Regions from separate parts of the Homo sapiens genome. Here region 2 is linked to region 1. Evidence: read pairs that join two places in POLR2A ChIA-PET (ENCODE). Cell type or tissue: Caco-2. All regions are shown on one strand. Links, peaks and the distances in the headings refer to the core of each region. The heading gives the core; the rest is flanking DNA. Region 1 overlaps RNF32 (ring finger protein 32). Region 2 overlaps RNF32-DT (RNF32 divergent transcript).

Region 1 (16,339 bases), core at 4,413-12,412:
CTGTATTTATTATCACTATTAACTCCTTTCCTAGAATATGGAGATGAGTTACTGTGTGTTCTGTTCCTGAGAGCAGTGTCTCTGATCTTCAGAGATCATTCGTCTCGGGTGTTCATTCTCAATTTGGTAAAGGACCGCCATGCACGATTGCGTCATCCTTCCTTTACATTCTTTCCAGTTTTTTATCTTCAGTCGTTGACAGTCAGTTGTGTTCTCTGGGCTACTCTTAGTAATTTCTAATATGTCATAGTAGGTTGTCTCTTAAATCAGAAGTGATTTTTTGTCACCTCTTATACAATTTTAATTACAGATTTGATAGTCATTTTACCTTATATATATAAATATTTTTCATGTGCACACATCATTTTATAAGAACTCTTGAAGATAAAGGCCCACTGAAAGTGTTGGTGGTCTCAGCCCATTGAACTGGACGAGAACTGGCCCAGGTTGCTGGAAACAAGTGAAGCAACCATTACAATGTGCCTTGTGTTATCTTGTAAAGTAGCCAGTGAAGGTTAAGTTTCAGCGTTCAGTGCTCAGGTGTTCAAATGCTGCAGCCTTCAGCTTCATGGAAAAAGGAAACGAAAAATAACAAAAAGCAAGTGACCAAGAGCAGTCGGGGCAGGGAGACCTGATCAAACAAGTTCCTCAGTTTCTAATTCAGTGTCTCCCACAGAGAGATGGAACTTTACAAGGCAGATTCATAGCTCTGTCCCACTGGACGTTGGGTCCGCTGCCCTGTGGCCATCCCACCTCCCCACAAATACTGTTTTTTGTTTTATCCTTGGTTCATCCCAACTGCTGCCTCCTCGTCCTGAGCCCTCATCGCTCGGAACGCCCCGCTCTGATCCCCGTGTCTGCTTTTCTGAGCACACTCTTGCCCGCCCCCGCATGTCCTGCCCGTTCCTACTGGTTCCCTCTGCCTTGCTTAAAATGTGCCAGTTTTTCAAAGCCTAGCTGAAGCTTTCTTCCAATTTCTTTGGTCTTCTCTAAACCTCTATTGTATGTTTAAACAACACCATCTAAGAGATCAAGAAGAACAGAAGTATGAATGCTATTCTAGCTTGTATATTACAAATGTGGTTTTTCCTTTGGGGCTTTTAAGATGATCTCAGATGATTTCAATAGCAAATTCACTTAAGCTGAATATCTGTGAAGAAACTGATAAGTAAAACTGATTTTTTATTTTTTGCAGGGGTGGTAGTTGAGAACAAACTGTATAAGTTGTTTTTTATTTTTATTTAGAGACAGGGTTTCGTTATATTGCCCAGGCTGGCCTCAAATTCCTGGGCTGAAGCGAACCTCCCACCTCAGCCTCCCAGTTAGCTGGGATTATAGGCAAGAGCCATAGGCTAGGGCAGTGGCTTTCAGACTTTTCCTCAACCACAATAAGAAATATCTTCTAAGCAATGTTGACAGAAAAACCAAACTCTGTAAAGTATTTTAAAGAAGTTGACTCTGACTGATACGAGTGACTGCAGGCCAGGAAACCCACTCTCAAGGAGTCCTGAGAAAGTGCACCCCGGGCGGTTGGATTACGGTTTGGTTTCATACATTTTAGGGAGGCAGGAGTTACAGGCAAAGACATCAGTCAGTACATGGAAGTTATACATTGGTTTGGCCAGAAAGGCGTGATATCTTGAAGTGGGGGTTTACAGATTGTAGGTGGATTCAGAGATTCTTTATTTGCAGTTGGTTAAAGGAGTAGGGCTCTATCTAAATACTGGAGTCAGCAGAAGGGAATCTCTAAGTTGAGGATGCTGCGCAGCAAGACTGATGGCCTGCGGCATGACTGTCCCTTGCCGGGCATGGCCTTAGGTCTTGTTTGTACTTTGGTTTCTTACTGCCTCAGACTGCCGTCAGCCTTATCACTTTTAAAGGAATACTGGTCACTTCAGCTTAAACTCCAGCAAGGAGTGGGCATAAGGGGCATCTCACCTTTCTTCCCATCGTGGCCAGAAATTCCATTGTTAAGGTTTTCCTAGGGCCCCCTTGGCCAAGAGGGGGTTCGTTCTGTTGCTGGGGGCCTTAGGATTTTTTTTTTTTTTTGAGACGGAGTCTCGCTCAGCTGCCCAGGCTGGAGTGCAGTGGCACGATCTTGGCTCACTGCAACCATCGTTTCCCGAGTTCAAGCAATTCTCCTATCTCAACCTCTTGAGTAGCTGGGATTACAGGCACCCGCCATCATGCCCAGCTAATTTTTGTATTTTTTAGTAGACACAGGGATTCCCCATGTTGGCCAGGCAGGTCCTGAACTCCCAGCTTCAGGTGATCTGCCTGCCTTGGCCTCCCAAAGTGCTGGGATTACAGGTGAGAGCCACCATGGCCTGGCCAGGATTTTATTTTTAGCTTACAGCAATGACCCACCACATGTATACAGTTAACAGAAACGTAACTTTCGCAAAGCAAAATCTGCTTTCACTGCAGGCACCACACTGTGTTCATTTTTATTCCACTTCGTTTCCAAAGTGCTGGGCCTACTACATTAATGTTATGGGTCACTGATGGGTTGTAGATATCAGCAGTCTGCATTATCAATAACTGCCACCTTAAACATAATACAAGTGACCGTGTTATCTGCTGAACTGTAATCTTACCTCATTCAAGTTTCAAGTGTGGGGGTGGGGAGGAACAGATGTATACATATACGCACACACACTCAGATCATAGTGAGGTTATACTCATAATTTGTTACATGAATAGGGATCCTATCATGTAACTCTTGCTCACTTAACTCATTTGGCCATAAACACTTGAAATCTGTAAACTCAGATCTCATGTTAAATAAATGAAGATTGAACTTACTGTAAAATAGTGTATTAGCAGTAGGTAGTAGGTGCCTATATGGGTCCATGCCCTATGTGCTTGTATGCCTGTATGGGTAGAACTCAACAGCTGTCCTTTATAATAAAGACCACTTCTTAATCATTTACCAAATGACCTCACCATTTGATGCTTTTTTTCTACCTTTCCAACTTAATAAACTCATTCTGTGAGCGATGGGAATCCTCTGAGAAATGTTAATCTACAATTTTAGAATGCCCTGCATATTTAATGGAATCCAAAAGGTTACTGAACTAGGTTATTGAATTTCACATTACCCAGGTGTGATGGTTAATTTATGTGTCAACTTGACTGGGCTAAGGGATGCTCAGGTTATCTGGTTAAACATTATTGCTGGGTGTGCCTGTGGGTATTTCCAGATGAGCTGAGCATTTGAATCAGTGGACTCAGTAAAGTGAATTGCGTGTGTACACAGGCACAGTCTCACTCTCTTGCGTGTGCTTTCTCTCTGTCTCTGCCTGACTGCTTGACCTGGGACGTTGGTTTTCTGTAGATACACAGAAAGGGAGGTGTACCCATATAAATAGAAATCATTTTAAAATTACAAAATTGTTGTATACAACTTTATGCAATAGAAGTGAAAATATAATTGAAATTACTTCCTGTAAAAATAGCAAACGTGGAAAGAAATTTAAAGTATGAAATGACTGAAAAAAATTATATGAGCATCTCCGTTTTTACTGAAAAGATATTAAATAAAATTTAACAGCCATTCTTTTTTTTTTTTTTTTTTGAGGCACAGTCTCGCTCTGTCACCCAGGCTGGAGTGCAGTGGCGCGATCTCGGCACACTGCAACCTCCGCCTCCCAGGTTCAGGCCATTCTCCTGCCTCAGCCTCCCAAGTAGCTGGGACTACAGGCGCCCACCACCATGCCCGGCTAATTGTAGAGATGAGGTTTCACCATGTTAGCCAGGATGGTCTCGATCTCCTGATCTCGTGATCCACCAGCCTCGGCCTCCCAAAGTGCTGGGATTACAGGCGTGAGCCACTGCACCCGGCCTTAACAGCCATTCTTAATAATGAAAGACACTAGAACTAGAATGAAATTTCCTTGTCACATTAAAAACTATGTGTCAAATACTAAAAACACATTGTTTTAGAGAGTAAAAAACCATAAAGAAAACTAGGTTACTTACTGTCATCACACTTGAGCCAATCCTTGCCAATAACACATGAAAACAAAATATATGTGTGTGCACATATGTGTATATGTTATGCATATTATATAAATCCACACATGTATATTACAATTTTACATTATATTTATATTAAAATAAGCCAAACAAGGAATGTACCACACTGATAAGAAAAAATTTTTTCTGATGGAATAAAAGGCTTGAATAAAATGACAGACATTTTACACTGGAATGAGTAAAAATGTCCACTTACTTTATATAAATTTAATGTAGTTTCTAACTCCCAAAGGAGTAGGATTGGCTGTGCATTTAGGACTTTACAGGTTAACTCTAAAGTTTATCTAAAGAGGTATGAAGAGCTAATAATTTTTTTAAAAGACAGATTGATGAGATAGAACAGCCTTGTTAGATATCAAAATATATAAATTTGGCAACTAAGATTCTTGGGGAATAATAGACAAACAATGAAACAGTAGAAAGTCACACATCTCAGCATACAGGAAATTTTAGTGTACTAAAGAAGGTATTTCAGACCAGTGGAGAAAAAAATTATTTGAGAAAAATCAATTGGGAAATTGAGTTCATTCATCTGAAGGGGGTTAAAGAACACTGCTTTATGCGTTACTGCCAAGAACATTCCACACGGATTACACTCTCAAATACATTTTAATGGATACATGAAATTAATGGAGTCAAATAGCTTCCTGGGTGCCTGCTCTCTGCCTGTGCTTTGTTAGTCAGGGGAGATAACGAGGGAACAGACAAAACACCACAATCCTAGCAGAACGTGTGCAGCTCAGAGCGGGGAGAGAGCCTGGATCTCAGATTCTGCTCCAGTGCACACGGCACATTGCGTGATTGCCACCGTGGCTTTTACAACGTTCTGAAGGCTATAGAAAAACATTGCAAGGGCCGGGCGCGGTGGCTCACGCCTGTAATCCCAGCACTTTGGGAGGCTGAGGCGGGGGCATCACGTGAGGTCGGGAGTTCGAGACCAGCCTGACCAACATGGAGAAACCCCTTCTCTACTAAAAATACAATATTAGCCGGGCGTGGTGGCGCACGCCTGTAATCCCAGCTACTCAGGAGGCTGAGGCAGGAGAATAGCTTGCACCCGGGAGGCAGAGGTTGCAGTGAGCCAAGATCGTGCCATTGCACTCCAGCCTGGGCGACAAGAGTCAAACTCCATCCAAAAAAAAAAGAAAGAAAAAGAAAAACACTGCAAGAGCACACTAGGTGGTAATTTGTCCTGGTTGACAAGGCAAAATGATCATCTTGATTTACATGTTTGGTACAAGTGGAGAATTTCCTTGTATATATTATATATTAATGTTTAGGGGTTGCATCTATTTTATTGTTCTTTTTTAAAGATGTAATCAATGAGTAGAATATTTTACAGCTCAAAACTGGAAGAGCTTAATAATAAATGTGAGACAAATAATACACGGACCCTATCTTAGTAAAGAAAGTCATCATCATCCTCAGATGCCTTTAGAAAAGACTCTTTTCATCTAGCATAATAGTATACTATTAACAAGTTTATCTAGTTTAATCTGGGCATAACATGTGAAAATGTCATTTTTCCAATGATAGAAACAGAATTGTATTGTTTTCACCAAGAAACAAACATATGTTTCAGTAAAAAAGAGAAAATTGAACTGCTTTCCTTTAAGTACCTATAAAAATTTTAACGTAAGATTATAAGTAAAATGAGGCTTGTTAAGCTTCTAGAAATCAGATTAAGATATTTAAAATAAAAACATAACTGTGGGTCTCAGGTTCTCAACTCAGGCTTCATTTTCTCCTTACATTTGTCCTTTATATTTCCAAAAGTTCTTCAGAACTAAAAATGTGTACTAAATAAGGACCAGCTTCAGATTCATCGGTGTCTATAGGTTTCCTAGTAATACGGCCATTAAAAATAAATTCCAAAGCCAGAATGAACAATGACTTTATCAAGGCCCCTCTGAGTGAGAGACTAGCTTTGTAATGTAGTGAAATTCCAGGCATGCCAGGTTTTTCTGCGTAGTATGGGAAGCCACCCCTGAGTCTGTTCACATGCGTTCACCTCATCACCCCTTCCATACTTCTATGTGTATGCAACTCTGAGGTTTGAATTTTAGAAACTGGAAATCTTACAAAGCAAAATGTGTGGCAATTAATAAGATTGAATATGGCAAATTCTTAATGATCTGGGGAACAACAGTTTTTAAGTCTGGGAATAACATGTGAAACCAGCAGCTACATTTCTAAGTGGCATCTCCATTCTCACTGTTGGTGAACGTTAAACTGTTGCAAATTCATTTTATTTTTAACCTAAAAAAACTGAAATCACAAATTACTAGGAGAAATCAATCACATGACGCACTCCAAAGTTAAAGGTACGTCAGCGTCAGCTCCCCTGACTCTCTGTCAGTGGCTGATTCTCCACTCCCACCCACCAGCCATCTCGATTCTGCACTCCAGTGCTTTTCAGTCTTCTAGACTCTGCTGAACTATGAGAGAAATCTGGGGCTTCAACAAAGTCAGTGCCAACTTTTTAAACTTACCTTACCAAGTTAGAGGAAAAAACAAAACACCACGTACCATCAGAATCATTGTGTAAAAGAAAGACCATTTTAACACCAGAAAAGAAAAAAGTACCTGACCGCACACTAAAGGATATTCCTTTCACACTGCAGACATTTGGCCTTACACATATTTCACTCCACTGAATTTATTCTTTCTTTCTTGGCTGGCAGATAGGTGAAAACTTGTTTGCTATACTTGGGAACCATTGGTTTCGATCAAAGATAAGTTGCCTTTGGGGAAAGAGAAGTCTAATCAATAGAAAGGAGGGCAAGGAGGGATAATAGTTTGATATTTTTAGACATAGCTGATTAGGAAGTGTTTGTTTCCCTCATATGTTTTAGGATCTCACCAAGAGGGATACGTTTTTAATACTCAGGATGAGATTAGCCCAAGCCATTCTGTTTTTATAAATTAATCTATTTTGCTTGTCGAACTTTGTTCCTACATTTTTACTCCTCTACTACAGGGAGAGTTAGTGAAGTCTTTTCTTTAGTTTTCATGCACCTTTTGGGTGTGTTGACGAGTGAAAAGGGACCCTCTTTCTGTGAAGAGGAATGCTTGCATACACTGCAGGTTTCTTTTCACAAAGTTGTGTTGCTCTAAGATGTCACTGACACATTCCTAACAAAACCCAACCACAGCAGTGATGTCGTGCTACAATGTAGATCCTTTCAGCTATATTGAAGTCTTGTGGTAAGAATTGAAAAGGTCAGATGTTGAGTTTTGTACCCTTAGGTAAGTGTCAGAGAATAAAAATTCACTCAGAAATGCCTGTGTCAGAGAGGGTGTTTGAGTTGTCTCGGGATGATACAGTAGTCCTCGAACACTTATTCATTCAGGTTTTGAGGAACGCAGATCAAAGAGGCCTGGAAAGGTCACTCAAGCTGTTCTACTAATACCTAGCACCGGTGTGTACAGAAAGTCCACAGTGTTGCCCAGAATGCAGCGGCTAGGCCTGACTGCCTTTGATCCTTATCTAGAAACTCTGCTAGCATATGTCATATGATTGAGGTAGGGTCTTTTATTGCTGCAATTAAAACTTCTCAAGTGCATTATATTATCTCCGCCCCAGCTAAAAGTCCCAGACATTGTTTAGAAAGTGGGGTGAGTGATTTGTCAGATGCTGGGGCGGCTTTAGGGGCTGCTGGCTCCCACACCCTCCAGCACAAGATTTCTCTGACTTTTTTCATTTACATCTCACCAAACAGCATAATGGTCTTAAAGTTTGCTTAGTCCTTTGACTTCCTTTATCACATAGAGATGGCAAACATTCTGTTGCTAACTTGAAGTGGCTCCAAGCAGCAGGACTGGAAGGATATTAAACCAGTAAAAGCTTATCAACTGATTCATTGATATGCTGTAAATTCCAGGCTTTTCATTTTGCTTTTGAGGGCGGCCATAAGTCAACACATTAGTAAGCAATTTGCTGACATCAAGATGGATCACTTAAAAAGCCCTCCTGAGTAGACAGAGTTCACCTGGGTGCTTTTGTTAGTATATTTTTTTTAAATGTTTAGCCAGCTTGTTACTTGTAAATGACCAGTAATTGTTTTACATATCAATAACTCAAACTCTTATTTAGTTTATCAAGTATCTGATATGTGAGGCTTAAAAGGAAAAATTACACTAAGACATTCATTCTTTGTAAAATTGAAAATGTTTAGGTATTTTGTCTGTTTCTGTAAAATTCATAATATCAACCACTTGTTTAAAAACTAGAAGTCAGTTGTCATTTGTTTTTGACAGTTCTTGCCCTTTCAGTTACTAAGGTCATCTAACCCACATAAAAAGCGAGGGAGTAAATAAAGGAATAAAGAAAGCTGCACACGGAAGAATCTGACAATTAAAAATATCTAATAGTAGCTGCCCATAGGATAGTACTTTGAATTAACTACAATAGTTAATAAATGTTGATTTGACTTCTAAAAGTACCACCCTTGCTAACTTCTGAATACTCAAAGCTGTAAGAATATTCATCCCAGTTCACTGTTTAAATTTGTCATAAATGTCTATGGAAGGACTTTCAGTATATTTATTAATAAGCTAATGTCAATGTTATGATTATAAGCTAAAGTTGACGTTTTACTGAATTTTGACGCTGAAAGTAACTTGAAAATCATTTTAGGTAGGCAGTGTTTTTTCTTAGTTCCCCCAAAAAGGATTTCTACTGCACTCCTTTGGAATATGTACATTTGAGGCATATATTTGCTCTCATTTCTCATCTGTTGCAAACCTAAAGTCAAAATTTCTTGAATGCTAAGGGCCTTACAAAGATGAATTGGTGCTTCCCTGAATCTAAGGCACTCATTCAAGGAGATAAGCAGTGCACACAGGAAAAAGTTAACACTGGGCAGCTGACGTGTGTGGAATGAAAGGAGCAGCAGCGCCCTGTGAGAGCTCAGAGAAGAGAGGTCACCTCCAGCCCAGGTACCTGGGACACATGGATCCCACCAGTCATTCATGTGCAGTCAAGGAAACAGAAAAATCTAACAGTGATTCACTGAACTGAGTCAACAAGTTTGGCCAGACCATAAGATTCACACAGGAAAGGAAGGAACAAGAAGGAAGGAGGGTGGCCCATGGGGAGTGACCTGGGAGAGTGTTCCCAGAGGACAGAGGCTGTTGAGGGGAGGCGGGTGGAGCCGGGCTCCAGTGACTTGCACCTGTGGGTCTTGCCACCCTGCTTCCCTCTGCCTCTGTGTCCTCACTCCTTCCTTCCCAGGTCCCCGTCCCACTGGCTGCATCTGCCCAGAGCGCCTTGTAGGCTGACTTCCCAAGAAGCCTGGCGATCCCTCCCTCACTCCGTGTCTCCCGGAGTCCAGTGCCACAGCAGCACGCTTTCCATCGTCAGCGGGGCTTTTCTTGCTACACGGGAGCTCTCTGTTAAAGGAACCAGTGTTTGTCATCCAGACCATCAGGCTAGCACAGTGCCTGTTCTATGGCAGCTGAGCAATTCCCCAACTCTTTTCACCCCAGCCCCTTTAGAAACTTGTCATTCACCATGCGGATCCTGTAAGTGGTAAATTTAAGTTAAAATTATTTACTTTAGATTGATTAAAATGCATATTAATAGTCTTTAACCACCATTACATATAAAGGGAATTGTTTTTCTCATTGAGGAAATGCTTTAATTCCTCTTAAGGAAGAAAAAAGTATGAATTGTTAATAAGTGTAAAAATGATATTTGGTTACATAGGGTAAGTGGATAGTAAAATATAAATTAGACTCAACTGCATGAAAAGTCTATGCGAACTGCTTTCATGGACTGGCACTTGGAGTTGTGTACTTTGTGAGCCTTCATTGTAAAGGGTGTGCTGACCAGCCCCTCTGGGCAGACACAGGTGCAAGGGCCCAGGTGTGAGCACCCAGCCGGCGTGCCTGTCTAGGTGCATGTGGAGGCCGCTCGGGTGGTTCGCGCCTGCTGCAGGGCACGCTTCCTGCAGGGAGCTGGGGAGAGACAAATAATAAAATATTTTGTTACAATTTTCAAGAATAAGTGCCAGGAAGAAAAATGCAAAGAGAGGAAGGGGAGAGAGAGTGAAGTGAGGGGTGAGATGTTTGAAATAAGGTGGAAATGTCTGAGGAGATGCACCCTGAACCCAAATGGAGGAACCGTGCCGTTCCCTGGAACCTCTGTCCAGGCAGAGGGCAGCACGGCTTAGCATGTGGGAGGGGCAGGCTGGCAGAGTGTGAGCCGCTGGGCACAGGTGACCCTTCCAGGACCCAGACCCCTGTGAGGCCCTGAGCTGGGCGCTGAGCAGATAGGTCATTTTCAAGAGGGCGACCCACAGCCACGTGAACACTGGAAACTGCCCTCAGAGCCCCGGGGATGCGAGGTCAGCAGCTGGGACCCAGACCAAAGAGGGTGAAGAGGGCAGGGCTGGGACTCCCAGGGAGAAGGGGCCATGGCTGGGCCCCTCCAGCACAGGCGCTTCCTGGGAGCCTCTGCAGGGCGTGCCCATGGAGGGGAGGCTCAAAATAACCAGATGAGACGTGCAGTTGGGCCTGCAGCACGCAGGGCTTGGGGACTCTGTTCCAGGTGACAGGAGGGCGGGCGGTCATGGCCTAGTGCCATGAAAATGAAACACAGATCCCTGTTTAAAAGAAAGAAAACATGGGAAAGTGCCATCCAAGTACTAAAAGTATAAAGCTGTATGTACTTCTGTGGCCTCTCTCTCCAGTGGTCATGTAGTTTTTTTTATTTGCTGTTTATTTAATGTTATTCTAAGAAAAAATTAAATTATAAATTTTATGACTTTCACAGTGCATCTTTACACCAGAATGTCAGTTTTAAGTGCAAATATTAGAGCATTTAAGTCATACGTGGAATCACCAAAAGCACACAATTCGTATTTCCCACCCACTAGGGCACACACATTTCCTTCTTTGCAGAGGAGCTGGATGCTAAGCACGGCTGGCTCTACTGTTTTGACTTTGGCTCTTGATACACACACATTCTAGTCAGGCCCTGCCTTCAGCTCACTGAGGAGTCAGGTCTGCAAGGGGGGCCCTGCGTTTTGCATCCCCTGGAAAGCGGGTCCAGGGAAGTGACTTGCCTAAGAGAGGATGTGGCGCAGGATGTCACTGTCAGAATTTGAAGAGAAAAGAGAACACGTGGGACAGAGGCAACAGCTTGAAGCAACAAAGGCTAAGAATTTTCCAGATCTGAAGAAGATACAAGCCACAGATTTAAGAAGCCCAAGGAAGCCCAATATGATTTTGTTTTAAGTGTCTAGTGAGCCTGCAGAACACAAAGCACGGAGTCATCTTGGAAGTGGCCAGGAACGAGGACAGACGATGGCAAACCCTGGGACCTGCAGATTTCCCAGTGGGAGCGGCAGAAGGTGAGATGGCATCTCCGTGTGTCGGGAGAGACCTAACCGCCAGTCTAGACTCCCATGTGAACCAAATGAAAGTTACATTCAAGACGAGAGGCAAAAGAAAAGCCAGACAAAAAGTGTGCCACTAGAACGTCTTCGTTAAAGGAAATTCTAAAGGATGCCTTGCATGAGGAAGGAAAATGGCCCCAGACGGGAAATCTGAGATGTCAGTGGTAAAAATGTGAGTAAATCTAATAGACATTGATTCCACCGAACAAGAAAACTCATGTCTCAGGTTAAAAGAGAGAGAGAGCTTATGACAAAAATAACATAAAGCAGGAGAGGAAAATTAAGTATGCTCAGATCCTTGTATTGGTTCGAGGGATAAAAATTCCAATTTAGACCTTAATAATGTAAGTATGCACTTCTAGGGCAATAGCTAAAAGAATAGAAACAGAGTTTTAACCTTCAAAACAGTAAAGAGAATGAATAGAAAACTTTAATTGAAAAGAGCAAAAATTAAGAAACCAATGGCAGGGCAGATGGAAGACAGAGCAGGATGGGTGCACCGTTTGTCTGTCAGTAACAACACAAAGCGGACTGAGTGCTCCAGCACCAATCAGATTATGTATGTGTTACTCAGAAGAGATGCCTGAAAACGCGAACAGTGTGTGTGTGAGTGTGGTAACATATTATATGTACTATAATATACACATAAGCTCTTTACAGAAGAAGGCTGATGTGCTGATACCTGACGAAAGAGATTCTAAAGCAAAGGCATCATTAGAGATAATGGTGTAGAACACCACACCGAGCAACGGCAGCACATATTTTCTTTCAAAGTACAAATATATCATTATAAAAACTGACCATACGCTTGTCCATGATGCAGATGTCATCATAGGTCGAGACATTTATGTTTTATAAGTTCAGCTTCTAGATTCGGGGGTGCCTGTGCAGGTTTGTCACTGGGTGTACTGCAGGACGCCGATGTTTGCGGTACAGGCGGTCCTGTCGCCCAGCTCATGAGCACAGTCCCCAACAGTTAGTTTTTCAGCCCGTGTCCCTCCCCAGTCGTCCTAGTATCTCATGTCACCATCTTTATGTCCACGTACTTGAAGAAACTTAAGTCGTGTAGAGTATGTTCCCTGACCACGGTGCAGCTGAGGCTAGAAATAAATTTTTTTTAAAAAAATAGAACTATCTCACGTTTGAAAATAAACGGTTCTAAATAACGTATTAATCGAAGACAAAATTATAATGGAAATGAGAAGAAATTTCAGTTGAATAGCAAAAGTACATATCAAAACTTGTGGAATGGAATATTTCATCAAAACTTGTGGAAAGGAATATTTGCGTCTGCCATGCTAGGTTTTCTTCTGTGGAATCAAACACCTGAGTGTGGAATTAGTTTGTGATTCTTATGTATATTAAAATATCCTAAGCATTTATTTGCTTTCTTGCTATATTACACCAGTTACCATTAAGACTGGAGCACTAAGTGTTAAGGGCCACCCTCCCTGAGATTTATTTGGTATATATGCAAAACTGACAAGTCTGTTTCTTTCAACAAGTGCCTACTATGGTCGGTGCGTGTACTGAGCTCTTGAGAGGGTTTAAAGGCAGGGTGTGACGACGACAGGTGCAAAACCCTTTAAAAACCCTGGATGCTATTACCAGCGTTAAGAACAGTCCTGGCCCCAGGACTAATAAAGGAGATAGGACCTGTATGCCACAGTGACTGAGGCAGAAGGAGGCAATAGGTGACATCAGTATTGGACCTCAGGGTCTTTGTCATCAATAGGGCCACTTAGGAGTCACCCAACACAGTTGTTCAGAGCATATGAGCTCTATTTCCATCTAAAGTGTTTGAAGGAAAATGTACTTTAAAAAGTCCTAATGATGCTGTCTTTGGAAGTTTATCTTGAGCTAAGTAACTCATTTATGTAACATCAGGACAGCTGGGATTGCTCCAGGCATCCTGTAGAGAGAGCGATACACTCACGTATGATAGAATATATGCACACACAGGTGACACTGTAACATAAATGCATATAGATGTACATACATATTTATATGTGGCCCGCACACTTACTCTGTTCCTCTCTCAAGTGGCTTCTGAAAGCGCACGCACAGCGATACCCATGCTTGGAGTTGGGAGGTGACACCTCCAGGAATGATAACTAATGCTGTGTTAAATAACTTTGCATATTTAAAAATGTGATCGGTAACTTCTATGACCGTGGTTCTTAAACCTGAATGGGCCTCAGAATCACCTGGAGGGCTGTAAAGCATATCGCAGGGCTCACCCCGCGGACTGTGGCCTCGGCAGGCCCGGGGCAAAGCCTGAAAAGCTCTGCTTTTCTCACAGATTCCCAGGAGCTGAGGCTGCGGGGTCTGGGCCCCACCTTGAGAATAAACACCCAGATCATATCGATCATTTCATTCAATTGATCAGTCATTCCAAATAGTACTTTTATGTCCAAAACTAATCTCAGAACATACCTCACAAGTTGAAACACTTTGCAAGGTCTGGACTAGAATGTGACCCTTTTTCTGAGGTATAATTTTGAAGGAAGAAAAGATCTTGCTTTTCAGGCATATGTGGAAAGTATCTCACACTTAAAAACAATTTACAGAAAACCTGAATTACAAAGCATCAATTGGAGGTAACTGTGTATATTTCCAAGTAATTTTTCCTTTTACAATGTATAGAGAACTCTTCTACTTTCAATAATTTATTTAGATATTATTAGATATTTGAAAGGCCAAGGAATAAAGAAAATTAAAATTAAAGCCTTAGGAAACGTTACCGATTCAAGACCCTAAATTAAGATACAGCTGCTTGGCAATTATAATTACATTCAGAGTGAAAGAGAATTTGACTCATAAATAGAAAAGCAGCTTCCACCAGGCTTCCAAGTACGGCTAATCCCAAAACACAGGTGCCTGGAAGATCCTCAGCCACCCCCTTCATTCAAACCCCAACCCTTGTGGACTGCCTGCTGTGTTCACAGAATGTTCTTTACTCAAAAGGACCTCTCATCCTTAAAGCCAATACTCATTCTTCTAACATCCCAGGGAGAAAGGCAGCTCATAGTCTCCACAGCACTCGACCCTGCGCTGTCTCACGATCTTTTTGCAGAAGGGAGAGAATTGGAAGAGAACTCCATGTCCTCAAAGGCACCTTCAGAAGTCTGGTGATTTAAATACACACTACGTTCTGCCAGGTTGCTCCACATTAATAAAAAAAAAAAAAAAAGAAAAAGTGAACGTGAGGACTCCAGTAGACTAGAATATTTGAAACCTGGACAGTCATGGACCATCCAAAATGCATTTTCCCCATCACATATCTAAATGTGTGAGATCTCCACGGGACTTGTTCATTTCATCCTTCTTTGTGCTTCAAGCCGGATTCCATGAAGCAGATGTAACTGCTGAATCGGCACTTCTCACTGCTGGACAAATAACCCCCCGAATTTCAGTGACTGAAAGCCAGAGCTTCGGTCTCATAGGACAGTTCAGGTGTCCTGGCTTGCAGGCAACATGCCAGCCTGTGGGGCTCGGGAACTGTCTCCCTCTGCCCTTTATCTGCCACCCCCCGGGCCTGGAGAACACCCAGAAGAGACATGAGCCACGTCCATCTGGAAGAACTACTTCACGTGGCCCCACCTGGGCATGGGGGAATGGGAAATGTCATCTCTGGGTGAGCCACAGCTCTGTACTTGAAAGGACAAGCAAGAGGGCAGGAAGTGTGGCTGACAGTCACCATTGGCACAACCTTTTACACACCTTATTCTCCTTTGCTTTACACTCTTCACATGTACTAAAAAGGAGCCGCTGGTGTGGCCCTGAATGAGCCACCTACCCGTGCCTCAGATGACACTGGTGGCCACTCTGTAATGACTCAGACCTTTCTAGTGTAGGATGGCTTGAGCCCGGGAGGCCGAGGCTGAGTGAGCATTGATGGCCCCAAGCACTCCAGTTTGGGTGACAGAGCGAGATGCTGTCTCCACCAAACCAAACAAAAATACCAAAAAAAACAAAGTACTGTATTCAATTAATAAACGTTGAAGTGATAATATTTTGGATCTGTTGGGTCAGATACAATATTAAAATTAATTTCACCTTTTAAAAAACTTAATGTGACTGCCAGAAATTTTAAAATTACATACGTAGCTCACAGTATGTTTCTATGGGACAGAGCTGATCCTGCGAAATTCGAACTTTTCTCTCAACTTTTAATTTCAAATGTGTTCCTGCTAATGGTCAAAGCTCACAACCAAGAAAACAGCAGGGGAGGGAAACAATATACCCTTTTCCCCTACCCTCCTAAATTCTTCAGCTGGAGCCCTGTAAGTTAAGCTTAACGAGAAAATTACACGGATTTACTTAGTAAGTCCCATGTGGTATGGAAGCCTTCCTAAGGCAGCGCAGACCGGAAGAGATAGTGCAGACCCGAAGAGGCAGCGGCGACCCGAAGGGGCAGCGGAGACCCGAAGAGACAGTAACGCCTGAGCGCTTTCTATGCTAGGTTGGATGAGGACACAGAGGTCGTGGGGAAGCATGACAGGACAAGGGGTGAGCTGAGGGTGGTCGGTGGGAACCACGGCAAGGCCTGTGTGCTGTCTCCTCCCGGCTCCCTCCGTCTTTGGAGACGAGGGTGCCTCTCACAGGAGGGTCCTGTGACCCACTTTAGGGGTGGGGAGAGGTCAGACGGTCCCTCCTGCAGCTGTCATTTCTCAAATTCCTTTGGGAAGGAATGTTTTTTCCTTAAAATATTCAGTATGCCAAGGTGCCGTATTTTGGGGTAGTGTGTTCTGGACTCCATCAGATAGGGGTTCTTGTGGTCATCTGTCCAGATTATCTGGATTTATAGTTAAGTAAAATAGACATATATCTATTTCCCTAAAAAGTATTATTCGAAGACAGAGACGAGGAAGGTTACCAAAATAGATGGTCAGGCT
Region 2 (16,339 bases), core at 4,313-12,312, 52 kb before region 1:
CACCTGTCACCTCATCACCCAGCCCACGGTACCCTGCAGCTTGGCTCCAGGCCCACCTTCCAGGGCTCCCCTCGAAGCCTCCTGTCCGCTCAGCCCCAGGTGCGGCATCCGCAGGTCCCGTGGGTTCCACCTTCCCAGCGCCTCTGAGGCCTCGCGGCCGCTTCTCCCCGCGCCCACCCGCGCCCGAGCGAAGTCCCGCAGCGAAATCTCCGGGAGGCCGCGCCTCTCCTGTCCCAGCCCCGGGGTCTCCCGTCTCACCCCACGAAAAGGCAATCTGGGCCGTGACCTCCGAGGCCCCCAGATCCGCCCCCGAACGAGGCGGGCAGGGAGAGGACGCGTGGCCCCCACCCACTCAGCTCCCAGCGCGGAGTCCCGGGACCACCTTGCGGAGAAAAGTCCGCCCCGCACCTGCCACGGAGGAGAAGCTGGGGGTGGGGGACCCAGGAACTGCGGCTCGGCCCAGGCGGGGGACCTGGAAAAACCTCGCGCGGGGCGACTGGGGACGGCGGCGAGGAGGGAGGCTCCGCGGACGCGCGTGGGGCGGCCCGGGACAGCGGGAGCCAGGCAGAGGAGGCGGCGGCCCGGGGCATCCGAGCTCAAGCGCCGCTCCGCCGACGTGCATCCGGCCGGGCGCCTCCCCCTTTACTTGGCTTGCTCCCCCACGACCACCCTCGGCCCACCCTCCAACAACAGGGGCACCCCGCGCTCCCCCTGCGAGGCCACGCGAGCCCCGACCCCCCGCGCACCGGGCTGCAGACGGGAGACGGGCTCCAGCCTCAAGAGGCCCCAGACTTGCTGGAAAGGCAGATGTGTTTAAAAATGAAAAGAAAACCGGAACGGAAAGGTCTGTTCACTGGCAAAAGAAGTATTTACAAATCATTGTGGAAATATAGAGACCGAGGGGTAGAAAGCGGATGCCTCCTAAACCTGCGTGCGATCTTCTGAGGATAGGAGGACACCAGGCCCAGCCCCTGCAGCCCGGTGGGCTCCGCGGCGCCCCCACCCGCTTCCCCTCCAGGCCGTTCCTCCCACTGCGGCCGCAGCGTCCAGCCAGGCTCCTTCCTGGCCCTGAACACACGGTGACATTCCTGCCCACACGTCCACCCGAGGAGACTCTTTCTCAAGCCCCTGCCTGGGACCCATCCGCCCCTCTGACTTCCTGTCAAATGGACAGATGCTTAGTTATTCCTCGTTTTGTCGATGTTAAGTGAGTCTTTTTTTTTTTTTTTTTGAGATGGAGTCTCACTTTGTTACCCAGGCTGGAGTACAATGGCGCGATCTCGTCTCACTGCAACCTCCGACTCTCCGGTTCAAGCGATTCTCCTGCCTCAGCCTCCCTAGTAGCTGGGATTACAGGTGCCCGCCACCACGCACAGCTAATTTTTGTATTTTTAGTAGAGAGGGGGTTTCACCATGTTAGCCAAGCTGGTCCCGAACTCCTGACCTCAGGTGATCCGCCCGCCTCGGCCTCCAAAAGTGCTGGGATTACAGGCGTGAGCCACCGCACCCAGCCACGAGTCTTCTTAATTTAAACAATATGCCCCTTGAAGGTGTTGTGGAATCATTATTAGATCAGAAGATGAGTCGACTTCGTGCTGATCATAATCTACAACCTTGTCCAATTTACTTACTTTCTTCTCAATTTACTCTTCTACAAAGGAAGGGCGATGAGCCAAGTCATCTTAATTGTTCCCAAGGGGATTTTTATTCTGTTACATATTTTCCTCCTATCTGTATTACAGGAGGGCGAGCACTCACTACGTCCTTGCTTATTGGGGTTTTTTCCTCTTTAATATCTTACAACTAAGGCACACTGGAAGGTAGGAAAAGCCCTGGTCCATGCCAGGGGAGCTCTCCCAGGCTCCCAGCCCCCCAACAACATCTACAGAATTCTAGAGATAAGAGGCACCTAAGCGAGTCTTTATCTACCCTCCCCAGTGAGCAAACAGGAAAGCTGTCAAGAATTTCAGAACGCCCAGTTCTGCACAGCCCATTGTTTGAAACTGAACTCTGGACCAAAGTGCTTACAGTGAAGCCCAACATTTATGACATGATCTTAGCAGGGTCAGATGGCTCTGAGAATGGTTTTAGCTGGTGATTCTTTTCCTACTAAAGAAAATAGTATATCTGGAAAATTCTGTTTTTGGTTAATTCCTAAATAAACAGAACACTAGGAAGTAATTACTCTTGGCATAAATCTAGTGTTTAGAATTTTAGGATTTCTTCCCACAAAATGTCAAAGTTGGACTTAACACATGTCACATCATTGTCATTCCTTAAAATCAGAAACAATTTCAAATTGCTTCAGACTGACTTATCGGTGACAATAAACCAGAATTGAACATTTAAAATAAGTTTTATTTCATGGACTTCCTACAAGCTTAGCGTATGGAACAAGTGCTAAACACAAAACTATCTGTGAGTTCTGAATAAATATTTACCAATTCCACCACTACCACTTATTACCTCTCTGAACAAGTCTCTTAGACTCTCTAACTCTGGGCTGTTTGGCTTTTTTTTTCTTAACACAGAACGTGCTTCCCATTTTAAAAGGTAGAATGAGGATTAAATATGACGATTTATGCAAAATTACCTAAAATAATGCCTGGTGAGTAGTAAATGCTCAGTAAATATGTGTGCCTTTCTAGTATCCTTTCCAATATTAGGTTTGCCTTGTAAAACCGACCATTTTAATAGGAGCAATAGGGTTAAATAAAGTGAACTGTTGTGGAGATGAGTCCTAGCACACACCAAGAGAAAGTTCTAGCTCAGCATCCATCCAGTGCATGGGAGGAAAAGTAAACCTGACTCGATTTTTCAGTATTCTTATACTTAGAACATCAAAAACTAGATTCTAACCTAATCCCGATTTGAGGCATATGGATTACAGAAGACAAATTAAAGACAAAAACACATAAATAGTATTTATTCCCTTGCCCTAAGACTCCACAGCTACGTCTTGAGATTCCTCCTTAAATCTTCGCTGCATTAGAAGCTGGGGTGCTGAACTTGAACGGGCCCCGTGCTTAGAGATTGAGTCAGGAGCTGCATCTGTGCCTCCCGAGCACCTGGTGTGCGCCTTGCTGGGGAGCTACTTAGCCCCACTTCTGTTTCCGAATTCAGGAAGAAAAGTGGAGGAGCCGGCAGCAAGCAGGAGCCAGAGGGCAGGAGGCCCTGGAGCAAGAACGGGCAGCTGGTCAGAGGCCCAGCACGGCAGCCAGAACTTTCTTCTTTTGTCGCTGGCTAAGAAGAGAAAGACTACTTTGAAGTTCCCAATAGGTTTCAGGTACTACTTTTGGCTCCAGAGTATGAAGAGATGAATAGGAAAAAAAATCCCTTCCCTTAGGAAATTCAAGGTCTAGCAGAGACACAGGCACAAAGCCACCATCACGATTTCCTATCTGACGTGTTAGGACGACTTGCCTGTGTGGACAGGGAGTTACAGGTGCTGGGATGTCTTGCAAGGGAGCGCGTGTGAGCCAAGTCTTGCAAGATGAGAACTACCTGGGGAAAGGGTATTCCTGGAACGTGGCTCTCCAGCTTTTAGCTGCATCAGAGTCACCTGAGTTCATTAAAGCATGGATTTCTGGCTCTCCTTCCCAGAGTTTCTGATTCAGTGAGTCTGGAGTGGGGCCCGAGAATCTGAATGTCTAACAAGTTCCCAGTTGCTGCTGCTGCTGTGAGAACGAAGTCTGAGGACTGCCGTGGAGAAAGCGTGGCCAGAGCCCAGTGGAGACGGAAGATGAAGACACTGCTGAGAAGCACCAGCCAGGGCCTGCTCCCCAAAGCATCGGACTGCACTGGGACGCTTTTCAAGCTCCCAGGTGATTCCAATGTACAGCCCAAGGTTAAACATCAGTTCCCGGCAACTTCTCTATTCAATCATGAGTGATAGATGAGGCATTTGCTGTTTCTCCGAGCTTTGTGTCATTCCCAGACGTACTGGACATTCTTTAATGCTCTGCCTCAGTCATGGATTAACTGTTGACCAAGACAGAGTCAGAAAGCCCCCTGGAGATGCTGTTCCTCCCGAGTCAGCTGAGCTATCTAATGGCCTGGAGTGGGGCCTGTGCACTGTGGTCTGCTCACTGATTTCTTGGGGTGAGTCTTAGCCCCGCCTTACACTAAATTATAAGCTCCACAGAGCAGGGACCTCAGTTTCCTGCCTGCTGCTGTCCCCCACTGCCCAGCACAGGGAATGGGACAGAGTAAGTGCCCAGTGTTAACTTTTGCTGAGCGAATGCCCTAGGAGTCACTAAAGCCTGTTGTGTGGGAATGCCTGTGGAATCTGGCCTTTTACACACAGCCTGTCACTGAACTTTGTGTGTGTGATTTAAAGAAGGAAATAGAGACCATCTTTAGTGTTGCAACGCCTAGCGTTTCAGCCAGGCTTCTCAAGACAGAACCGACGTGGTTCATAGGAGCTGGAGGAAAGGGATTCATCAGGAAATTGGCTCACTTGATTATGGAAGCTGGGGAGGCCCACAGCAGGCCGTCTGCATGCTGGAGACCCCAGGAAGCTGGCAGCGCGGCTTAGACCACATCCGAAGGCCTCAGAACCAGGGAAGCCGGTGCTATAACTCTCAGTGTGAGGCAGAAGGCCCCAGTACCAGAGAGGGTCATGCACAGGGGGCTGGTGTGAGTCCCTGAGTCCAAATGCCATAAAGCCTGGAGTTCCAGTGTCCAATGGCAGGAGACAAAGGGCATCCTGGCTCTGGGAGAAGGGGCCAGAATCCACCCTTCCTCTGCATTTGTGCTCCATCCAGGACCCCCCAGCCAATTGGAGGATGCCATCCACATTGAGGGCAGTTCTTCCCCACTCAGTCCACTGACTGACACACCAAACTCCTCCGGAAACTCCCTCACAGACACTCCTGGGGCAGCACAATCATTCTAATCAAACACCAGGCCAACTGGATTTCCCTTACAGTAGAAGAGGGCCATGCCCAATGCCCACTGAAGCATAAGAATAAATGGTGCTTTGCCAGCTATTTGGGCATCCCTTAATACCCTGTCACCTTGACATCCAAAATCCACCATCCCAAGCTTCCCCCCTTGTCACTTTGGTACCCATACACATCTCCTTAAACCCGATTTAATCTCCAAATAAAGACAATAACAAGGTCATATTTCTGCCTAGCATGATACAGCCATGCTGTATACAACCAAAATCACATAGAAAACCATGCTGTGGTTTGAACATGCTCCTTCCAAAATCCAGGTGTTGCCAATGGGATGGTATTAAGAAGTGGGTCTTTAAGAGGCGATTAGGCCATGAGACTAAATGCCCTTGTAAAGGGGCTTGCTGGAGGGAGCCGGCTCTCTCTTGCCTTCTGCCAGTGGTCCTCCAGCTTTAGCTGCATCAGAATCACTGAGAACACAGCAAGAAGGCCCACACCAGATGCCAGCACCTTGACCTTGGACTTCCAGCCTCCAGAACTGTGGGCAAATTAATTTCCATTCTTTGTAAAGTACCCAGTCTCAGGTATGCTATTGTAGCAGCACAAACAAAGACACCTTTACCTGGTAAAGGTAAAGAGAACCTTGGATGCAAGCAATAGATAAGCTTTAAAATTCCTGAGGTAAGATCTATACGACAAGAAACACAGCTTATTGCTTACTTGAGAGAGTGTCTGTTCATTTTAATTTATCAATAGAATCCTCCTATATCTGATTTGGAGATATTCTTTAAAACTTCAGATTTCTTTTTTGCAGGGAGGCAGAGAGAGTTTGCCCCATTTCTCCTCCTCTCTTACGCTTCACCATGAGCTGGGTGTTTTCCGACCACAAAGCCACAGCAGCTTTCTGTCCTTGAGTTGAAGTGGTGAATATTGGCTCCACCCAAGATGATTCTAAAGCACAAGCCACATGGGCGCGTGGCTCAGATCCCCGTGGCGCCACTCTGCCAGTCACATCCTCTCTCAAGCAGGCCTGCAGCCCGGTGACGAGCACCCTCCACCCGCTGACTGAGAAATCAAAGGTTCAGGCCTCATTTACAGATGATTGTGCACAATACATGCTACATCTGCCCAGAAATGGAGAGACGGCTCTGAAGGACAGTGTTGAGGGAAGTATTTGCAGTGGGCAGAACTCCCAGAAAAGCACCTGGCTGTTCATTTTGCCCCAAAGAGAATATGGCCCAAGACAGCAGGAGCCATCAGTATGAATGGATGGCCCAGGACTTGGAAGGAATACAGCTGGAAAACTGATAACAGGGCAGTCTCTGCAGGAACTATGTGGATAGACTTCTTCGGTGGACACGGAGTATGGATAAATTTGTGTTACGCGGGAAAGCTTACCAAAGGGCAACTTCATCGGAGAAGGCTTAGAACAGATCCCAGTCTTTCTGGCACCAGAGACCAGTTTCGTGGAATACAATTTTTCCATGGACCTAGGATGGGGATGGTTTTGGGTTGATTTGAGCACATCACATTTGTGCACTTTATTTCCATTATTATTACATTGTAATATATAATGGAATAATCATACCACTCACTGTAAGGTAGAATCCGTGGGAACCCTGAGCTTGTTTTCCTACAACTAGCCAGTCCCACCTGGGCGTGATGGGAGGTGCTGGCTGCACATGGGCACCAGGAAACTCGTGATGATGGGTATGTTTTTCATTGTGATTTCCATGGTGGTTACAAGACAGTCTGCACTTGCTAAAATTCATAGAATTGTAAAATTTTAAAGGGGTATGTGTTTTTTAGCTCAATATACTTGAATTAAAATACACCAGGTACATAAATATAAATGGACAGGAATATTCTTACTACAAAACACAAAACAGAGAATGCCAATAACTAAAGGAATGCTTGAATAAATTGTTGCATCTGGACCATGCATTATTCTGCAGCTATTAATGATCATTTTAATATACAAGTTTAAAATTCCTACTAATAATTAACTCTGCAAATGCAGATTTAACAGCATAGCTGAATTTCTTTTGAGAATCATTCTCTAGAAGAGTACAGACTTAGGTATGCAACAATGTTCCTCATTCCAAACCTCTTTATTTTGCCGTTTTATTGATCTGGGCCATTGTCTGTTAAAAATCAGAAAGGAAATGGAAGTACACAGCTATCCTGGGACACGATTAATTTATCTCACAGAATAATCAACCCAAGCGCAATAAAAAGAATCTGAGACCAAATGTTCAGATTAAGATTATATGTTGTTGCTTTTCATCCAGTTTTTACGGTGTTTAAACAAGGATTTGGTGGAGCCTTGACTTCTAAAAGGTCACACTGTGCGACACTGCTCTAAATCTTTGTCTGATCTCACAACAAGGTGAGTTTCCTTAACGCTGCCACGAATCAGGTAAAAGGCACGCCAAGGTGAAAGTTAAATAAGAAACGATCTCAAATAGCATTTTTTAAAAGGCAAACATCAACCTTGTAAGTATTAAAAGCACGTTCTAAAATCCACTCTGATGACAGTTGAAGAAAGCCGCCTTTATGTGCACGGAGTCCCGGCTCTGCGCGGTCTTTTAAATGCGAGTGTTTACCTAAGGCTGCAGGCCAGGACCAGGCTCTGGCCTTGAGGAGGTGCCTTTGGGTTGCACACAGTGAACCCGATCTTTAACTCATAAATCGCTCTACACCTTTGTCTCCCCCGAGAAAGGCAGAGGTCTGCTCTCTCACAAGAACGTACAAGCCTCTTTAAAGTCAGGTGGCTTTTTACTCCGCGTCTCCATGCTTGTTGATTTAGAGTCTCTGAGTGACAATGCACATCACTGGCTTTTTTTTTTTTTTAGCTCTGTCATCTGTGCTACTGAGTGTACTTTGCCTCAGATCAAAGTTGAAAGCTTCTAGAAAGATACACAAACCACAATGTGACAAATAGCATGCTGTGTTTGACACAGCAAACAATAAATTACTTTCATCAATCCAGATAAAGAATCCCATGTTTTCAATGCTAATTCTGATGTCTGAAATGATAGAACTTTACTACACTCTCAAAGAATGAGGAGCTTTAAATAATGAGGAAAAGACACAAAACTCACATACCAGAAGTTCTGAAATTGCCATTGTTCAAAAACCTGTGGTTTCAACTTGCTAAATTTAAACTCTGCAAAACTTAAATGGAATGGTCTATATTCAAATAAAAAATGTTCATTTGTCTCTATTTTCTTAGTTTAAAAACAATTTTTCTGTGGTATATCTGTACCCAACCAGACTGTATCAAAAGAAGGTTTCAATATTATTTAACAATTCTACAACAGCCTATTTCTTTCCCATGTTAACTTTTGCCACAAGGTGCCCATTAATAAGGAATGGCATTGAATAAAGTTGCCACATAATCACTCATTAGACCCAGGTGGTACGTCTCATCGGCCATAGTCTGGGCCAAAGAACAAAGGACACTGCGTTTCCTGAGCACTGCTGCCCACTAGGCCCTGGCAAAGGGTCTCACAGGTTACCTAATTTAATCCCTCCACAATCCCCCGAGGCGGATATTATCACTCTCATTTTCCAAATGAGGGACTGAAGCTCAAAATAAGTGCAATAAGTTGCCCAAGACCATACGCACCCAGTGACAGAGCCGAGCTCTGCACCTGTCCTTTTACTTGTAAAACCCAAACTGTATGGGAACAGTTCCTTCCAATGAATGAGTTACTCTAACACTTAAAAACGGATGCCTTCACCTTTTCTTTCAGAACCCTTCCTGAATCCGGGAGAAACCCTCCTGTTATTTCACCTGTTACAAAGTAGTTTAATGTACTTCTACCACCGGATATTATGAATTCCACAACATCCTTCGGCTGCCCACTCCGGGTGGGTACTGGGCCGCGTGGTGAGGACAAACAGTTAAGAAAACAGGAAAACAATATTTTGGATCCCAGGAGAACTGTGTTTTCCACTTATAAAAAGTATATACATATATGCACTTTATATATATATATATACACACACACACACACACACATGCACTATATATATACACACACACACATATGCACTTTATATACACACACACACACACACACACACACACCCCTATATGTTTGGATTCAGACGTCCCGCCAGAACCTGAAAGTTCAACTGTGGCCAGCCGTCACCCCTCCACAGTCTCAGCGGGCTCCACCCGCACGTGTCAGCGCCCGCGACCCGGGATCCTCCAGAACCACAATTTGGGAGTGGGCCGGTTTAGGGTCAGCAAAAACGCTGGGCTGAATGTATCATCACAGAACCCAGGAGGGAACCAGCAAAGCGGCGTTGGCGCCCCGGTCTTTCCTGCGTTGGCGCTGGCCGCGGGGCCCAGCACCCGGGACGTTGGCGGCGGCAGAAGGGAAGGCCCCGGCCGCCCTGCTCCGCTCCGCTACAGCTGCAGGCCTCTGCGGTGACGGGTGGGGGCAAAAACCCTGCAGAAAAGTCACCGTCACACGCAGAGTCCAAAACTCCCCTTTCCCCGCTGGAACCACTTTCTCCAAGGAGCTCCGCCCCGCGCTCTCCCCGACCCCGTGCGCCCCCAGACCTCGCGTCCCCCGCGCTCTCCCCCGCCGCGCCCTCCTGCCCCGCGCCCCTCCTCGCCCCGACCCCGCGCCCCTGCGCCCGGGCTCCAGCCCGGTCCCTGCCGCCTCCCGCGCCCCGCGCCCCGCTCCTGCCCGCGGCCCGTCCCCTCCCTGCAGCGCAGCGCTCTGGGTTCGGGTCTCTGCCCTCTCCACCCGCCTTTCCCGCGAGTCTTCTTGGCTTCCGTGTCCCCCTCCCCAGCCGGGCGTCACCCCCGCACCCCGCATCTGCGCCCCCCTCCCGCTAACCCGCGGCCTCCGCAAGGGCAGCGCGCTCAGCCGGGTGAACCTGGAACTGTGTTCCTGGCCCAGCGCTTTCATAAAAGGGCGCGGAATAGTAAGTCCTAGTTCAAGGAATAAACACGGATCCCCACTGGCCATGCCGGGACTGACGCAGGAAAAGACGCGAATAAAAGCATTCATTAAAATATGCCACGACCAAACCACGGAGAGAGTTACAATAAAACAGAACAATTTCAGAAACAGAGGGAAGTGATACTTGCGTGTATTATCCGTTTATTTCTGTTTCTTTTAGTATTTCTACTTGCATAAAACTACTTTTTCCATTAATAAAGTGTACACGAGGTAAAGGTTTTGGGCAGAACATTTGTCTTAGTGGATATCAAGAGAAAACTGCTTCTTGGATGATTTGATGGTCTCCAGGCAAGGGCGCATCTCAGGGCAGTCGTGGCAGGACGGGCACAGCTGTGGTGTCTCCCCCAGGCTGGGCTGCACCCGTTTCTGTGCACGCAGCGCACACGGGAGTCTAGAAGCGCACACCTGCTGAACTTAAATACAGTCTAAACTCCATTCCTTTATGATTCATTTTAAGAGTAATAAAGAGTGACAGTTACTACACAGGCTTTAAATATGGGGGAAATGGAACCCACCAGCAAGACTGTTACTACTTAATGGCTCCTAACTGGGAAACTGAGTCCAGTCCTAATTAAAGGAATAAATGTTTTCCTGTGGATGTTGAAAATAAATCCTTAAATACTATACGAATGGAAGAGCCACCCATGACACTTAAAATTTCCACAAAAACATTTACTTCCAAATTATCTCTGCACTGTGAAAATAAAACAGATATGTGAACTGCAGAAAAGCAGTCCAGTGGCCTCGTTTTAAATATTCTATCTATGAATTCATAAATTCTGGACTCATGGACTAAGATCTCGTTTAAAAAGCAGTAACAGGCCAAATGCAGTGGTTCACACCTGTCATCCCAGCGACTTGGAAGGCTGAGGTGGGAGGATCACTTGAGGCCAAGAGTTCACGACCAGCTCCAGCAGCATAGTGAGACCTCCGCCTCTACCAAAAAATAAAATAAAATAAAATTAGCTGGGCATGGTGACTTGTGCCTGTAGTCCCAGCTACTCAGGAGGCTGAGGTGGGAGGATGGCTGGAGGCCAGGAGATTGAGCCTGAAGTGAGCTATGATGGTGCCACTGCACTCCAGCCTGGGGGACAGAGCAAGACCCTGTCTCTTATAAATAAATAAATAAATAAATAAATAAATAAATAAATAAATAAATAAAAGTAGTAATGCTGTGTTTCATACATGGCAATTGTCAAACCATCCAAGAAGCAGTTTTCTCTTGATATCCAACCATTTTCACTTTCCTGAACAAAGCAAATCATGTGGCGACACCCGGAAAATCACAAAGTCACTGGGTAGAGTGCGGTGGAGACCCCTGTGTGCACTCTGCCGGGCAGCTGTGCGGTCCCTCCCCCTGGAGACCTGGGCTCAGCCATGTGTCCTGCTTCGACGGCTGGCATGTTAGCAAACACGCCGGCCAAGGCCCACAGCGGGCGTGCACACAGGCTTCCCGTCCTTTCTCATGGAGAAACACAGCTGAGCTGGGTAGCTGGAGGATGAAGAGCTTTGGGGCACCACGGCTGAGTTGCCCCGGCCCAGGCCAGGTTAGCCAGCAGCCTGCGGCTCCGTTTGAACGTTAGCTGCTTTGGGTTTCTTCTTCAGCAGATTGCCTGTCCATACGGTAAGTCATCAGTGAGACCAAAACAAGCTCAAAACAAGCTTCTGCTCAGCCCGGCCAGGACCGCCAGCCTGCAGGCCCACTCGTAAATCCAGTGAAGCTGAATATCTGAAACCAGAGTCTGGGGGTGAGCAGGGTTGGAGTACAGGGTTACTGAAACACTCCCTAATAACACAAGCCTGGAAGCATCAAGAGACAGCACACAAACGGATGAGAGCCAGAGGCCAGGCCAAGTGTGACAGCATAGCGCTTACCACGGCCTCCGCAGCAGCAGCTGGGGAAGGAAGGCCAGGCTCTCTGGACCGACTGGCCGGGAACCCTGGGACCTGGTGAACAGCCTGACCAGGGAAGCCTGCGACATGTTAGTCAAGGGGCCTAGGCTGGAGCTGGGAGGCCACTTGGGCTTGAGCCTCTGGCGGCTTAAGTGGAGAATGTTCAATCCCAGACTACAACCCCCTGGCTGAGCGGGGGTGAGCCAAGGCATCTGTTGTGGTGGCCCTCTCCCTCTCCAAGGGCGCTTCTTACAGTTACACCCAACCCTCAGCTCCAGGGCTGCTTTGACTGCAATCAAACCCATTGTAAGAGTTGAAAAACGACTTTTGCAATTGCCCCCTCTCCTGATTCATCCTTTTTTCTTTAAAAGCTTGGAATCCTCCCTTGTCCTCTGAAGCACTTCCCAAGGTAACTGGGAAGCATTTCCTGGGCTACAGTCACTCAAATGTGGCTCAGAAAAATTCTTTGTGGCTTAAGCTGTGCCTCAGTTTCCTTCCAGGTCCACGACACCCAGTTTCTGTATATTTTGCCCCTGCTTCCAAATTAGGACTAACTAGAGAAAGCCAAATATGTTCGCCAAACCACTGGCATGCGATGCTCACTTTGCATGAGCCACCCCCACACTGGCAACCTCCAATCAGGACACCCTAGAAGTTTTCCTTTCTTCACTCTACAGCTTTCCTGCTCTCCACCTCTGAGCCCCTGCTGAATGCAGGTGGTGGAGCTGAATTCCTTGTTATCACAAGCTGTAAATAAACAGCCTGTTTGTTCTCCTTTGGCTGGTCCTTGCCTCCACAACCAAAAGCGGGTAGAGAACTGGGGCCATTACTGTTACAGGAAAGTGGTCCCGATCTGGACCCCAAGAGAGGGTTCTTGGATCTTGCGCAAGAAAGAATTCAGGGTGAGTCCACAGTGCAAAGTGAAAGCAAGTTTATTAAGAAAGTAAAGGAATGAAGAATGGCTACTCCATAGACAGAGCAGCCCTGAGGGCTGCGAGTTGCCCATTTTTATGGTTATTTCTTGATGACATGCTAAACAAGGGGTGGATTATTCATGCCTCCCTTTTTAAACCATATAGGGTAACTTCCTGACGTTGCCATGGCATTTGTAAATTGTCATGGCGCTGGTGGGAACCTAGCAGTGAGGACGACCAGAGGCCACTCTCGTGGCCATTTTGGTTTTGGTGGGTTTTGGCCGGCTCCTTCACTGCAACCTGTTTTATCAGCAAGGTCTTTATGACCCGTATTTTGTGCTGACCTCCTATCTCATCCTGTGACTTAGAATGCCTTAACTGTCTGGGAATGCAGCCCAGTAGGTTTCAGCCTCGTTTTACCCAGCTCCTGTTTAAGATGGAGTTGCTCTGGTTCACACGCCTCTGACAATACTACAAGCTACAACAGACATAGGAGCCAAATGGATGGGTCACAGGGCATAAGCATGGTTAATATGTGCCAGACTGAAAAACTGCATTGTGGTATTCATTCAACTTTGACTTCCATTGTGTTGCAGATGATCAAGAGGCTCTTCAATGCATTCCTGAAGCCTTCCTTAATCCTTCAGTATGCAAGTCTTTTCTCTTCTGAAGCTCCTGGCCATCAGTCTTGTCATTTTCTCTTCTAAAATTATCAGGTCTATTTCCGCCAGATCTTTAATCAGTAACAGCTTTACCTAAGAGCCTGCCACGTCATTTCCGTCAATTCCATTAAATCCTGAACCTTTCATGGAATTTGCAGTTTTTTCTTTGCAATCTTTTTACCTTGTATCCTTAAGTGTCCATGATGCCCTGCACTGGTGAGAAACAAGTTGACAAAGATACCGATGGCACAGTTGCCAGTGGGAAGTGGGAAGGGATATTTGAATAGCAATATTCTTATAAATGTTTCATTAGAAAATTTTCATAATAAAATCAGAATATCAATGCCTGTCTTTTCATTTTTTTCTATATTTTAGAAAGATCCTTTAGAAACAAAATAAATTATCTAAAAATTAAACTCACTACTTTTTACTTTCTATCTGTAGGAAAATCCCACTTGATCATGGTGAATAATTCTTTTAATGTGCTGTTGAATTTGGTTTGCTAGTATTCTGTTGAGGATTTTTGCATCTATGATCATCAGGGATATTGGTCTGTAATTTTCTTTTCTTGTAGTGTCCTTGTCTGACTTAGTATCAGGGTAAACTAGCCTTGTGAAATGAGTTTGAAAGTATTCTCTCTTCTTCAATGTTTTAGGAAGGGTTTGAGAAGGATGGGTATTAGTTCTACAATTGTTCGGTAAGATTCAGCAGTGAAGCCATCAGGTCTTGGGCTTTTCTTTGATGAGAGATGTTTCATTACTGATTCAAATCTCCTTTCTCATTATTGATCTATTCAGATGTTCTGGTTCTTCGTGATTCAGTCTTAGTAGGCTGTACGTGTCTAGTAACGTATCCATTTCTTCTAGGTTGTCCAATTTGTTGGCATTTAATTCTTCACAGTAGTCTCTTATGATCCTTTGTATTTCTGTGGTATCTGTTGTAATGTCTCCTCTTTCGTTTCTGATTTTATTTGTCTTTATCCCAGGGATGCAAGAATGGTTCAACGTACACAAATCTATAAGTGTGATTCACCATATTAAGAGAATGAAGGATAAAAACCATATGATCATCTCAATAGATGCAGAAAAAGCATTTAACAAAATTCAATATTCTTTCATGATAAAAACTCTTGACAAATTAGGTACAGAAGAAGTGTACCTCAACACAATAAAAGCCATAGATGACTAATCCACAACTAACATCATAAAGGCATACCTTAGAGATATTGTGTATTCAGTTCCAGATCACTGCAATAAAGCTAATTTTGCAATAGAGTCACATGAATTTTTTTGCTTCCCAGTGCCTACAAGAGTTATGTTTATACTATAGTATATTAAGTATGCAACAGCATTATGTCTAAAAAATGTACATACCTTAACTTAAAAATACTTTATTGCTAAAAACACTGAGAAAGCAAGCACAGGCTGTGGGAAAAAAATGGCACCAGTAGATTTGCTCGATGCCACAAACCTCCAATTTGTAAAAAAATGCAATATCTGCAAAGTGCAATAAAGTGAAGTGCGACAAGATGAGGTATGCCTGTACTCATGGTAAAAAAAAATTGAAGGCTTTTCCTCAGAAACCAAACAAGCATGGGCAGGCTCACTACTTTTATTCAACATAGTACTGGAAGTCCAAACCAAAGCAACTAGACAAGAGAAAGAAATGGAAAGCATCCAAATTGTGGGGATGCTTAAAAAAAATAAGTTAAATTGTCCCTGTTTGCAGACAACATGATCTTATATATTGAAAATCCTGGCAGGGCACGGTGGCTCATGCCTGTAATCCCAGCAATTTGGGAGGCTGAGGCGGGCAGGTTGCCTGAGCTTGGGAGTTTGAAACCAGCCTGGGCAAGATGGGGAAACCCCATATCTACTAAAAATACAAAAAATTAGCTGGGCATGGTGGCGGTGCCTGTAATCCCAGCTACTCGAGAAGCTGAGGCAGGAGAATCGCTTGAACCCAGAAGGCAGAGATTGCAGTGAGCCAAGATCGCACCACTGCACTCCAGCCTGGGCGACAGAGTGAGTCTCTGTCTCAAAAAACAAAACAAAACAAAAACGAAAAAGAAAACCCTAAAATTCCATCAAAAAACTGTTAGAACTAATACGCAAATTCAGTAAACACACATGAAATGAAATAAATATACAAAAATCAGGAGCATTTCTATACACTAACAACAAATTACCCAAAAAAGAAAACAATCCCATTTACAATATGTAATACCTACAAAATAAAATAAAATAAAATACTTAGGAATAAATTTAACCAAAGAGATGAAAGACTTCTAAACTGAAAACTGTAATACAATGATGAGGGAAATTAAGAAGACACAAATAAATGAAAATCCTGTGTTCATGGATTGACAGAATTAATATTGTTAAAATGTCTGTATCACCCAAAGCAATCTACACATTCAATGCACTCCCCATCAAAATTCCAATAACATTTTTTCACAGAAATAGATAAAACAATCCTGAAATTTGTATAGAACCATAAATGACCCTGAATAGCCAAAGCAATCTAGGTTCTTGAGCAAAAAGAACAAAGCTGGAGGGATCAAACTGACTGACTTCATAATCTGCTACAAACATATAATAATCAAAACAGCATGGTACTGGCATAAAAACAGACACATAGACCAATGGAACAGAATAGAGAGCCCAGAAATAAATACACACATTTATGGGCAATTAAGTTTCAACAAAAATGCCAAAAACACACAATAGGGGAAGGACAGTCTCTTCCATAAATCATGTTGGGGCAACTGGACATCCATATGCAGAGGAATAAAATTAGACCCTTTCTCACACCAGATTTTTAAAAATCAACTGAAAATGGATTAAAGACTGACATAAAACCTGAAACTATAAAGCTAGAAGAAAACATAGGGGAAAAGCTCCATGACATTGGCCTGGTTCATTTTTGGATACGACCCCAAGAACATCAGCAACAAAATCAAAAATAGACAAATGGGATTGCAA

What was found. ChIA-PET counts read pairs that join two places held together with the same protein. Peaks named below come from ENCODE experiments on the same cell type or tissue, not always from the same donor. Only the 100,000 strongest peaks of a DNase experiment are listed, where the experiment ranks them.
Region 2: POLR2A ChIA-PET joins it to region 1 with 13 read pairs; 4 of 35 experiments call an interaction of 5 or more read pairs at or near these places.

Annotation. Positions count from the first base shown.
Region 1 is chr7:156,659,289-156,675,627 of GRCh38, forward strand. The region is part of intron 7 of RNF32 (ring finger protein 32); the gene reads left to right. It overlaps RNF32-AS1 (RNF32 antisense RNA 1), which reads right to left and starts at 671. Exons shown (of 3, transcript NR_189275.1): 1 at 1-671. It also overlaps a transcript of LMBR1 not described here. In Caco-2, for the core only: no CTCF peak of the experiment used is centred there; DNase peaks (open chromatin) are centred at 6,009, 7,503 and 8,953.
Region 2 is chr7:156,607,253-156,623,591 of GRCh38, forward strand. All of the region lies in intron 1 of RNF32-DT (RNF32 divergent transcript), which reads right to left. Among named protein-coding and RNA genes, the nearest start is that of RNF32-DT, 25 kb to the right of the region's middle. RefSeq lists enhancers at 333-844, 5,689-5,858, 5,969-6,088, 12,209-12,898, 12,899-13,588 and a silencer at 12,369-12,569. In Caco-2, for the core only: no CTCF peak of the experiment used is centred there; a DNase peak (open chromatin) is centred at 7,589; H3K4me3 peaks cover 2,854 bases.